Linked DNA regions of Homo sapiens: all the other regions are linked to region 1. The links are chromatin contacts, found by Hi-C in ENCODE. All regions are on one chromosome and are shown on one strand. Each heading gives the region's core, a stretch centred on a gene start or an enhancer-like site at or near the end of the contact. The rest is flanking DNA. Distances are from core to core; before and after follow the strand shown.

Region 1 (4,191 bases), core at 738-3,237:
CAAGTGGTTTATCTGCTGAGAAGGGCAATACATTTATCTGCCCTTCTCGAGCCATACCCCCAGAGACAGGTCAACATCCCTCCCCCAGCCCCTCGCACCCATCTCCTCCTCCCAGTTATTTTTTCCGAATTAAGAAGGTGACATTATTCTTTTCTTCAAGCACTTCTGTTAATATTGAAAAACGTGCGCTTGCATCTCAACCGAGGCAGCCCAGAGCCAGAGCCATTTCAATATTAATGAAATTGTTTAATCTCCTAAATTCATCGTGTTTAAGTTACGTTTTGGTGAGTTATTGACCGCCTCCGAAACTGTAGTTAATGAAGTTGTGTGTGTGTGTGTTTGTGTGTGTGTGCATTCGCGCGCTGAAAGATCTTTTTTATGCTAACCCCAAACAGCTCCACTAATAATGCTCTAATATCACTTAAAGTGTTGAAACTTAACACCCAGAATTCTCTACGATCACCACGTCTAGGGAAAAAAAAAGTTCTCCCATTTCTGGACTTTGAAGATGATTCTGTGTGGGCTGTAAGTATTGAGTTTTTAACAACGCAGTAAAATGAATGTCTTTTAAAAACCTTAAAGGTCGGAGAATGTGCAGAAACCCGTGGGAACTCCTGGTGTGTACTTATAGAGTGCGTGCATGCAGGCGGGGTCGACTCACTATTTATTTCATAGCAATTTGATGATGATGATGATGACGGCAGCGACGACGATGAGGATAATGATAATAATAATAATGATTCATTTAACCCTTCCAAGGCGAATCCGAACCGAAGGGAGCCTGCTGCTCGCACCAGGCGGAGTGACCCAAGGCACATTCCCCGCTCCCCAAGAAGGAAAACTCTATGGTTCTTTCCCCAAGTTGTAGAAGATACTGCTGTCTTAGTGGGATCGCAGGCGGCTTTTGCTACACTCTAAATCCTAAATAAGTTCTCCATACCAAAAAAAGCGGCAGTTGGGGGATGGGGGGTGGGAGGTTGGGGGGGTGGGAGGGCTGGGAAGGGGAGTTCCGGGTGTAAAATGAAAACTTCCAGGATGTGCCTGAGTCCTAAAGTTTCAAACCACCTGGGAAAAGCGAGAGCCCCTGAGGCTTACCTGGTGATAAACTGTGTCAAACAAACTCAGGCCCTCCCCAGGTCCGCACAACATTTGCCCCAACAGCTCCTGAGCCTCCATCCTGTGTCCAACCAAATTCCCGGAGGACTTTTAAAGCAAATACCTGGACTCTTCGCCCAGATACACTATTTTAATTTTTAAAAATTTGGTCAATACAGTTACATTCAAAATGGGTTCTTACATGGGGATGTCCAATCACATTTTGAAAGTATTTGTAAACCCCATCACTTTTTCAAAGCTACACACTAACTATACAAAGCTGAAGCAGCTGCATAGGAAAGTCAAGTCAAATTTCGACCTAACTCTCCGGGGACTGGGGGGCAAGGGTGTGTTTTCATTATTATAACCCATGCAACCAACCCCGGGTAGTGCTAAGCGCAGGAAAAGGGTCGGCTTCAGGGGAAAGCCGTGCCTAAAGTTACCTAACGATACAAACCGGATACAACGCAGAGGAAACAGAATACCCCAGCCAAGCAATTTCCATGTCAAACATCATCCGCGCGGCTGCTCCATCTGTGAACGTGAGTGGTCGCCTGGCTCCCTCTTCCGCGGCGGCCGCTTCCTCATACCTTCACACGGCGCACACCGGCCGGCGCGTCCAGCTGCCTGCCCAGTGGCCGAGGCTCTTCCCCCTCGCCCAGTCTTGAGCTGGAAGTGATTCCTATTGGCCAAGGTGTCCATGTAAATAGGTGTGAAAGAAACCAGAGCTGGCCGGGCTCTCCCTTCTCGCTCAGTCCCCTCCCTCTGCAGCCCCCGCTCCCCCTCCTCTTCCTCCTCCTCCCAAGGCGATTGTCATATGATAGCTAAGAAGTGGCACATTAATGAAGCGCCGCTACAGGGGTCTTTTCTGCTCCTGTCACCGCTTAAAACTATCAGATGGTTCGAGGGAGGACATGGAGGCAGCCACCTAGCTCAGCGGAGACGCGGAGCCCACAGCAGCGCCCTCCGGAGCCCTAACACGTCGCTGCCACCATCCGCGCCGGGACTCCGCAGCCGAGCTCGGCCGCCCGCAGGACGCTCCAGGAGCGTCGCGGACCGGGCGGCACGGGACGCTGCGGGGCTGAGCTCAAGAGCCCAGGTTCGCGCCGAGTCCAACCGGACCCGGACGCTGCGCGCGGAGTGCGCGTCGAGTGCGCGCCGAGAGAGAAGCGGCGCGCAGCGGCGTCCTCCCGGATGCGGACGCGCAACTTGAAGCAACTTTAAGGTGAGCAGCTCTCTGTTCCGTCCCTGCCCCCTATTCTGGCCCCAGTACCGACTTACTTCCCGGCTATCCTCGCGCCGTTCGCCGGCTTCCCCTCCCGCGCCCACTAAGCCCGCAAAGTTGCTGGCGAAAGAGTCCGGGCGCTGGCTGATCGAGCGCCGCAGGCCCCACCCCCGACCCCCGAAGTCTGTTACTCGGTCTGGCTGACCCCGCCGGTGTCTCTGTGCATCCATGCTACCTTTCCCTATTACCCACCCCCTTCCCAGATCCGAGCAGTCCGCCGGCCCGCGCGGACCCAGAGCAAGAAGAGGGCGAGGAAGAAGATGCCTCGGCCCGGCCGCAACACGTACAGCGACCAGAAGCCGCCCTACTCGTACATCTCGCTGACCGCTATGGCCATCCAGAGCTCTCCCGAGAAGATGCTGCCGCTGAGCGAGATCTACAAGTTCATCATGGACCGCTTCCCCTACTACAGGGAGAACACGCAGCGCTGGCAGAACAGTCTGCGCCACAACCTCTCCTTCAACGACTGCTTCATCAAGATCCCGCGGCGGCCGGACCAGCCAGGCAAGGGCAGCTTCTGGGCGCTGCACCCAAGCTGCGGGGACATGTTCGAGAACGGCAGCTTCCTGCGGCGCCGCAAGCGCTTCAAGGTGCTTAAGTCCGACCACCTGGCGCCCAGCAAGCCAGCCGACGCGGCGCAGTACCTGCAGCAGCAGGCCAAGCTGCGGCTCAGCGCGCTGGCGGCCTCGGGCACGCACCTGCCACAGATGCCCGCCGCCGCCTACAACTTGGGCGGCGTGGCGCAGCCCTCGGGCTTCAAGCACCCCTTCGCCATCGAGAACATCATCGCGCGGGAATACAAGATGCCTGGGGGGCTGGCCTTCTCCGCCATGCAGCCGGTGCCCGCTGCCTACCCGCTCCCCAACCAGTTGACTACCATGGGCAGCTCGCTGGGCACCGGCTGGCCACACGTGTATGGCTCCGCCGGCATGATCGACTCGGCCACCCCCATCTCCATGGCGAGTGGCGACTACAGCGCCTACGGCGTGCCGTTGAAGCCGCTGTGCCACGCGGCGGGCCAAACGCTGCCCGCCATCCCCGTGCCCATTAAGCCCACGCCGGCCGCCGTGCCCGCGCTGCCTGCGCTGCCAGCGCCCATCCCCACCTTGCTCTCGAACTCGCCGCCCTCGCTCAGCCCCACGTCCTCGCAAACAGCCACCAGCCAAAGCAGCCCCGCCACCCCCAGCGAAACGCTCACCAGCCCGGCCTCCGCCTTGCACTCGGTGGCGGTGCACTGACCCGCAGGAGCCCACGCCCCCTCTCGTTCTCCTCCCCACCACCTCACTCGCCTTCCCTGGCTCCCAGTCCTGCCGGCCCCCACCTGGGACCGCCACCCTAACTTGTTCATTTCACCTTCGGCCAACCCGCCTTGCCCCAAGAGAACTTTGTTTTGGACCCAGGAGACCAAACACAAACTTGCAGATGGGCCGAGAGGCGCGTGGGAGTTGTCCTCGCCCCCACATCAAGGAAGGCCGGGGCCACCTGAGCCGAACCATCCCCTCCCTGAGGCCCCGAAACCCCCTCCTATTTGACCGGCGGGGGAAACCCTGTCACCCCCTCTTCGCCGAGAAAAGCGCGTCTTCCCTCCGCCCAGATCGGCGGAGCCCCGAACTCTGCGCAGTTTCAAGACTAGAGAAACTGCCTCAGATGTTTCCAGGAACAGATCCCCCCCACACCCCCTCCCCGCGAGGGCTGCAACAGCGCAGGGGAGGGCCGGATCTCTTTACGTCTTGGAAATCTGCAGCAAAAAGGAGCCACTAATCTTCCTACCCCACTCGCCTCCGCCCATCCGGCAGGGGCTGGGCCGACCA
Region 2 (4,191 bases), core at 541-3,040, 470 kb before region 1:
AAGTCCTGGACAGAGCAGACCCTTGTCCTTGCCACAGGCACCTGCTGGTCCATCACTTCCTCTGGCCTCACCCAGGAACCCTCTGGCCTAGAGTTTACCTGTCTAGCAGCTGCTGTGCTGCTGCCCAAACCATGTTGGGCGGGACCAAATGCCGGGTGTCTTTAGTAAGTCTTCACCTTCCCTCTTCCTCCTACAAGGTTCTCAGCTACCTCCAGCCTACCTGGGCATTTTTACCAGTTTGTCCACTGCAGAGTTTCACCTCAAGAGGAAGAAAAGGGAGAACACGTTTGTCAACGTTCCTTTCTCCTCCCCACACTCCACTTGTGTGAAAAAGAGAACCGGCTTTCTATTTCTGCTTCCTCTCTAGGGTGGCCTTCTCGCTGTCATTTCTTCCTTTCTAGGGGGATGAGGGAGCCTTAAGTCCCTTAATGGTAGCAGGAGTATTCCTTCTGCATCATGGAAGTGAGTTTGTCATCTGACTTAGGCTTAGAGTTAGTGACTCTGACACAGTTCTAGGAGCCAAAGGAACTTAGAAAATTCTTTCATGACAAAGCCTGGCTTTTAAGACTATCGTCTTTCTGTGCTTTCCAGGTATCTATTCTGAATTTCAAAACTGAATATGGACTGCGTCCTCTTTGAGTTCCTGTTGTAACAGTCCTAGTTCCCTCTTGGGCAAATGGATGCCTCTGCAGAAGACGGGGCAAGTCAGGGGGAGGACAAGGAAATGCAAGGGACACCAGCAAATTAGTAAATTTCAAAACTATTGTTTCCATTAACTACACATGGGTGTCTTCTCCCTAAACTGTGATCTACTTGAAGGCAGGATTACATTTTCCCCAATATTTAAAAAAATATCTATGAGAAGTCAGGTGCTAATCGTGAAAGCACTTGCAGGTTAACTAAGGTCTCAGGTGTCCTTATGTTGTCTCATATTATGACAGCTCTTTATAGTGCGTCCCACACCCATTAGATCACTTAACGATAGTTCCAGATGGGTTAAAGTCTCTGATTAATGAGAAATAGAGGCCGGGTGTGGTGGCTTATGCCTGTAATCCCAGCACTTTGGAAGGGCAGATCAGTTGAGTTCAGGAGTTCACGACCACCCTGGCCAACATGGTGAAACCCCGTCTCTACTAAAAATACAAAAATTAGCTGGGTGTGGCAGAGGGCGCTGGTAATCCCAGCTACTTGGCAGGCTGAGGCAGGAAAATTGTTTGAACCTGGGAGGTGGAGGTTGCCGTGAGCCAGGATCGTGCCACTGCACTCCAGCCTGGGTGACAGAGTGAGACCCTATTTCAAAAAAAAGGAGAAATAGAATAAATTGATAAATCGATTAATGCGCTGTTATTAACTGATCTTTGTAAAACGTCTATGTTTGGGGGTAAAACACTAAAAAAAAGGCAGGGGGACAGGGTGTAGTGGCTCACGCCTGTAATCCCAGCACTTTGGGAGGGTGAGGTGGGAGGAGGATTGCTTGAGGGAGGAGACCAGCCTGGGAAACATAGTGAGACCCTGTCTCTAAAAAAAGAAAGAAAGAAAAAAATCTCTGAGAAAGAAAAAGAAACAAAAGAAAGGTAAAAATATGGGGGACCACTGAATTAATCATTTATTGAGAATGTCTCCACGCAAAGTGCTCTCATGCACATTTTTTCTTCCACATGTCGTTTCTGGGCAACGTGAAAGATAAATTTTGTTACAGACCTCTTTTAAACAGGTGTTTTGAAAGCTAGAGGGTCTAGATATGCCTGACTTCATAAAATTCAGGAAGCAGAAATCATTTCAGTTTCACCTCATTTCAGCTTTTTCTAAAACTAATGCAGAACTGTAGTCTATCCCTAGGTGGCGCATTAAGCTAAATTTTTGAGAACCTGCTGCCCCGCACCGACCCCTGCCAACCTCCCATGTCTTAAATAATGATGACCTGATACATGTACGGGACTTTGTAATTGATAAACCACTTTACCTCCCTTATAATAACCCTGTGTTACCATTACTATTCTCATCCTCCGATGAAGAAACTGAAGTTATGAATTTTAATTGAATATGTGAATAAGCGTAAATATTTTGCTTAATATTTATGTGTCAGACACTTTCCTACCCACTGGGTAGGAAATTACTATTTCTTAGCAGCCATCTTAGACCTTAGGGAAACAAAAAGAAATTAAAGAAAAAAGAGAAATTACAGCTTCCATTTTACAAATAGAAAAATGAAATATCAAGAAAGTTTGGTCAAGGTCACATAGCCAGTGAAGCAAGGCTGAATACCCAGCTCCTTTGGCTCCAGGTCTGGTGAGTTTCCTAGCACAGCCTTACTCTAGTCCTAAAATTTCTGGGAAGGAAGTCCTGTGTCAAACCTTTGCTTTCTTTGCATACTCTCTTAGGTCTGCATTTCATTGACCTTTAGAGCTGCAAAGAAGAAAGACAGACAGTAAGAAGGGAATGGGAGTTAACATTATTGCATTCGTGTGTAAAGTCATTCATTTCAGGTCGGGCCCAATGGCTCACATCTGTAATCCCAGAACTTTAGGAGGCAGATGCGGGCGGATCACTTGAGGTCAGGAATTCAAGATAGGCCTGGCCAACATGGTGAAGCCCCATCTCTACTAAAAATACAAAAATTAGCTGGACACGGTGATGTGCACCTGTAATCCCAGCTACTCAGAAGGCTAAGGCAGAAGAATCACTTGAATCCAGGAGGCAGAGGTTGCAGTGAGCTGAGATTGGGCCACTGCACTCCAGCCTGGGCGACAGAGCAAGACTCTGTCTCAAAACAAAAAAACAAACAAAAAAAAGTCTTTCATTTCAACCTGAAAATCCCTCCTCTCTTTCATCATCCCTCCTGCCATGTTTCTAAGGTGTCTCTGTGACACCTTTTTCTAGTAGATCCCCACTGCCCATTGTAATTTTAGGTAGCTTGGCCCTTTGGATCAAGCCTCCTCATTATTTTCAGATTTTCCTCATTGAAAATGCTTGGTTGTGGTAAGCAGTTTCCCTCTTTACAATGTGAGTTCCCCGACTCTGGGCCCTTAATCCCTCTCAGAATATAAACTGTATTCTAATATCTAGAAAGAAACCAATAGTTAATAGGAAATTAATATGTATTGTTGAATAAATATTATTACTGAAAATGTATTAAAACATAGAGGTAGGTGGTATTGTTTCTATTTGAGGATGTTCTCTCTTTCTTTCTTTCTTTTCTGTCTTTTTTTTTTGAGACAGAATTTCATTCTTGTTGCCCAGGCTGAAGTGAATGGCATGATCTTGGTTCACTGCAACCTCTACCTCCTGGATTCAAGCGATTCTCCTGCCTCAGCCTCCCTAGTAGCTCGGATTACAGGCATGCGCCACCATGCCTGGCTAGTTTTGTATTTTTAGTAGAGATGGGGGTTTCACCATGTTGGTCAGGCTGGTCTCGAACTCCTGACCTCAGGTGATCTGCCTGCCTTGGCTTCCCAAAACGCTGGGATTACAGGCATAAACTACAGCAACTGGCTGACGGTGTTGTTTCTACTTGAAACATCAGTGAATCCGCAAATGGTATGAAACTATATGGAATGCTAGTTTTCATACGCGTCCATGTGAAGAGACCACCAAACAGGCTTTGTGTGAGCAACATGGCTGTTTATTTCACCTGGGTGCAGGCGGGCTGAGTCCGAAAAGAGAGTCAGCGAAGGGAGATAGGGGTGGGGCCATTTTATAGGATTTGGGAAGGTAATGGAAAATTACAGTCAAAGGGAGTTGTTCTCTGGCGGGCAGGGGTGGATCTCACAAAGTACATTCTCAAGGGTGGGGAGAATTACAAAGAACCTTCTTAAGGGTGGGGGAGACTACAAAGTACCTTCTTAAGGGTGGGGGAGATTACAAAGTACATTGATCAGTTAGGGTGGGGCAGGAACAAATCACAACGGTGGAATGTCATCAGTTAAGGCTGTTTTTACTTCTTTTGTGGATCTTCAGTTACTTTAGGCCATCTGGATGTATACGTGCAAGTCACAAGGGATGCGATGGCTTGGCTTGGGCTCAGAGGCCTGACACTAGTTATTATAAAATGTACTTTCAGCAGTCTTCTGGGACTTGACTACCTTGTGGATTGTACTAGAAATGTCAGGTATGGTGACTGCTCTGCCCACCACTCTAAATGAAACTGTCCCCCCACAGTCTCTGTTGCCCAGGTGTCCTATGTCCCTCGTC
Region 3 (4,191 bases), core at 658-3,157, 350 kb before region 1:
TAGGCCTCTGCTGCTTTCCGTCTACACCCATTCCTTACGGATAACATTTATTCTCATGGTTTAAGTACCACTGCTGATGATCCCCAAATTCATATAGCATAGAACTTCTCACTCCTGAATCTAGCTGCCTACTCAACATCTCTATTTGTTATCTTTTGCATCGTGGCTTAAAGAACTCCATACTTCTACGAGCTTGGGCAAAACCTTTGATTTCATCCTCCACTCCCTCTATCTCACTCTCCATATCCAATTCCTAGCAAATACTGTAAGGCCTACCTTCAAAATGCATTCAGAATCCAACCACTTCTCACCATCCCTACGGTTATCACCCTGACCTGGGCCACTCTCGTCATCTGGATTACTGCAAAAATCTCCTAAATGATTTCCCTGCTTCTACACTCACCCCTACACTCTAATCACAACTCACAGCCAGGGTGATCTTCTAAAACTTCAGTTACAACATACCTCTCCTCTATTCAAAATCTCCCATGGCTTCTATCAGCCTTTACAATGATCCGGCTACCATGATCTCTTTGACTTTATCTTCTTGTCCCTCCACCCCCAAAACTCTTGCTCATCCCTCTCCAGATACACTGGCTTCCTTGCTATTCCTCAAACATGACAGGCCTAAAAGCATTTGTATTGGCTTTCCTATCTGCCTGAATGCTCTTCCTGATATTTACTTAGCAAATTTTCTTAATTCCTTCAAGTCTTTGCTCAAATAACACCTACTAAATGAGGCTCAAACTGACCACCGTCATCTTTAAAATACCAGTTCCCACCTCCACTCTGGAACTTTCCCGTACTCCTTTATATTTCTCTTTTTTTTTTTGATGGCACCATCACTTTCTAACACCATTATATATTTTATTTTCTGCATCCTCTAATAGAATGTAAGCTCCATGAGGGCAAAGCTTTTTATTTTGTTCACTTAAGTAAAATAGGCGTCTAGAACAGTACCTGGCACACAATAGGAGCCAAAAAAAAATCTGTTCAGTAAACGAAGGCAAATATCAGTAAGTATAATATGCGTGTGGGAGGGGAGAGGGGGTTAAAAAGGGCAAGAAGTCCCAATAGGTAGATAAAAACTCCACAGAGTAGGAATACAGAATCGTGCATCGTGTCCCATTTGACAAATTTTTGAGTTTATCTAGAAAATAGCCCTGCGTTAAACGTTTGTTAAAAGTGCTGATTTCAATGTTCTTACATTCTTTAAAAATTCCTTGTTAAGTGTTCTAATCTTTTAGATGTGGTATCAGCCACAGAAATTTATTGTTCCCTTCTTGTTTTGCAGTTCAGAAAATTAGAAGTCAAATTCGGAAGTAACTCGTCCTAGCATTTTTTGATTAAACCACCAAGTTTAAAATTCGTTCCTTTTGTCGGAGTTCGCACGAAGAAAGTTGGAAGGCAGACTTCAAACAACAAGCTACAAAGCACAGGAATGAGACATTTAAAAAATGCTCTCCGAAATTCGGCAAAACTCACAGGGCGCTAGTGGATGCTTTAAGACATTCACCTGGCTGAAAATACGGTGGTGGGCTGAAGACCTCCCCTAGGTGGGTTCTGTGGGCGCCCCGTGAACGACGAGCCTCCCGCCACGGGACGCGACCATCACCGCCGCCTCGCCGCCCTTCTCCGGTGCCGGCCGCGGGGCCTTGCCGGCAACGGTCGGTAACGGGCAGATCCCAGGAGCGAAGGGCCCTCAGAGACTACCCCACCAACGCACTCCGACTCCGGGGGGGCGGCAGGGAGCGCGGCCCTGCTTCCCTCCCTAACCCTGCCCTCCCTAACCCACTACCTGTGGGGAAGGCGCTTCCCTCCGCGGAGCGGACAGAAGCCGCCACGAGCCCGGCAGGAGGTTCCTACTTCTCCGACCACCTCTCCAGCCGCCGCAGAAACCGCAGAACTGAGCTGACGACCCGGAAGTGCTCGCGGAACCTGGAAGTGACACCCCGCCCGAGGGACGGGAGGCCCCGCCCAGCCCTGCTCTCGCCCGCCACTCAAGCCTTGTCAGGGAAGGGCGTGGAGAGGGAAGGAGGGGCGTCGGGCTGGAGCTTGAAGCCTTAAAGTGGTGGACAGGCGCTCTGCTCGAGTAATTCACCAGGTTTACTAAATCGTTCCTAAGGGAATTATAATTTTTAGAGACTAATCTTCTCCATTGTTAGATGCACAATTTAAGAAATGTAGGGCATTCATATTTCATGCCGGAAGTGTGTTCAGGGTAACAGTGTTGAAGACCTTGCAGACGAATTCTGAAAAGATTATAGCAGGGGCCGGGCGCGGTGGCGCACGCCTTAATCCCAGCACTTTGGGAGGCTGAGGCGGGTCGATCACCGGAGGTCAGGAGTTCGCGACCAGCATAATATGGTGAAATCCTGTCTCTACTAAATACAAAAAATTAGGCAGGCGTGGTGGCGCATGCCTGTAATTCGAGCTACTTGGGAGGCTGAGACAGGAGAATGGCTTGTACCTGGGAGGCGGAGGTTGCAGTCAGCTGAGATCGCGCCATTGCACTCCAGCCTGGGAAACAAGAGCGAAACTCCGTCTCAAAAAAAAAAAAAAAAAAAAAAATTATAGCAGGGTAAGCAGGGTATCTTCTTTACCCCTCGAAACAGGGCTGCAGGCAAAGTTTTTAGTTTGTGACCAGTTCATGAAGAACTTTAATTTGGGAGAAGTTATATTTAAAATTTGCATCTAATATGCAAGATAAATACTTCACTATAAATTTCAAGTTTGCAAAATCACAAATTGTTTTAGGTGTCAGGGTGCATGGTACACTAACTGGCTTAAACCCAGCAGTCATGTGTAGAGCAGTTTATCCTACAAAATAGCTGAATAGTGATTAAAGAGTATGTGCAAAACAACAACAACAAAACCACAAAAAACACCAAGTGGTATCAGCTGGAACCTCTGAGCAGGTCTATGAACTAAACAAGTTCTTCTTATTTAAGCCATGTTTTCGGCCAGGGGCGGTGGCTCATGCCTGTAATCCCAGCACTTTGGGAGGCCGAGGTGAGCGAATCACCTGAGGTCAGGAATTCGAGACCAGCCTCAACGTGGAGAAACCCCGTCTCTACTAAAATACAAAAAAAATTTCGCTGGGCGTGTTGGTGCATGCCTGTAATCCCAGCTACTCGGGAGGCGGAGGCAGGAGAATTGCTTGAACCTGGGAGGCGGAGGTTGCGGTGAGCCAAGATGGCGCCATTGCACTCCAGCCTGGGCAACAAGAGCGAAACTGTCTCAAAAAAAAAAAAAAAAAAAAAAAGCCATGTTTTCATTTTAAGCCACTCATGGTTTCATCCTTGGATTCCCCATTAATTAAAAAAAAATCTCAACTATGAAACACAAAGTTTCATTATTGTTTTGATGTTAAAATAAAGCAGGCTGAACTCTCTAATCCCCAAAGAATAGAAGCACTTAGACTATAGAAAGGGAAACAAGTGTAAAGGTCTGAAATTATTTAAGAGGTTTATAGGATAATTCAAAGCAAAAATTTAGTAGCATAATGAAAGAAAAATGTGATAAAAAGACAAAGACGAACGTTCCAATTAATTTATTTAAATTCATTAATGTTGCAAAAAATATGATGTGCAACAAATCAAGACACAAGTTATATTCCTAACAGGTCAAAGAAAATATTACATCTCCTTAGTAAATCATGACCAACTCTGGTATTTCTTACAGGGACCACATTAATATCTTGCACACACAGACATCAGAACTGAATTTCTGACAGTACTCGGCTGGGCAACATCATCTTAAGAGTAGGAAAATATCACAGTACATTAATTTTGTCTAAATGACAGCAATGAACCTGTGGTAACAAAAGTATTTTTGGAATAGATATCAAAGTGTGTTAATGTCTTAACAAACTCTGAATTGTGTTCTGTGTGAATAGTGCTCCAAGGGCTGTGCAAGTCAGTGGCCCTGAACATCATCAATATTTACTAGCTAGGTTTACACAAATAAACAAGCAACTGTTAAACGGACATTAAACTTTACAAAGTCCACATACAAAAAGTGCAGTGTAGAAGCTGATGAATGTTATTTTCCAAGTTCCTCCTTAGCCAAACTGCATAAAAATTTCAAAATGCAAATATTTTAACTTCTTGTTAAACATGATTCTAAGACATCCTACAAGCCTAGTATCATTAATTTGAAAGCACGAAATGATTTTCATTTGGTGCTTAC

What was found. A loop is a pair of places that touch in the nucleus more often than their neighbours do. Pooled maps may share reads with other maps.
Region 2: a loop to region 1 is called in a pooled map, with 4 times the contacts of the local background. The contact joins the enhancer-like site here to the promoter of FOXB1 in region 1. A Hi-C loop is called at or near these places in 2 of 37 single-sample maps with no recorded cell type and 4 of 50 pooled maps.
Region 3: a pooled map shows a loop between it and region 1 (4-fold over the local background). The contact joins the promoter of GTF2A2 here to the promoter of FOXB1 in region 1. A Hi-C loop is called at or near these places in 5 of 50 pooled maps.

Annotation. Positions count from the first base shown.
Region 1 is chr15:60,002,324-60,006,514 of GRCh38, forward strand. It overlaps FOXB1 (forkhead box B1), which reads left to right and starts at 1,988. Exons shown (of 2, transcript NM_012182.3): 1 at 1,988-2,320; 2 at 2,584-4,191. The coding sequence starts at 2,641. The coding sequence ends at 3,618. RefSeq lists enhancers at 1,669-2,184, 4,001-4,080, 4,161-4,191.
Region 2 is chr15:59,531,126-59,535,316 of GRCh38, forward strand. No RefSeq gene overlaps it. Among named protein-coding and RNA genes, the nearest start is that of GCNT3, 79 kb to the right of the region's middle. RefSeq lists an enhancer at 3,362-4,191. Within about 2 kb of position 1,791, at least 3 of the 41 ENCODE cell types and tissues checked have a DNase peak (open chromatin) inside an H3K27ac peak, as active enhancers do.
Region 3 is chr15:59,655,608-59,659,798 of GRCh38, forward strand. GTF2A2 (general transcription factor IIA subunit 2) reads right to left here and starts at 1,908. Exons shown (of 5, transcript NM_004492.3): 1 at 1,799-1,908. BNIP2 (BCL2 interacting protein 2) reads right to left here. Exons shown (of 10, transcript NM_004330.4): 10 at 3,539-4,191. RefSeq lists an enhancer at 1,715-1,944.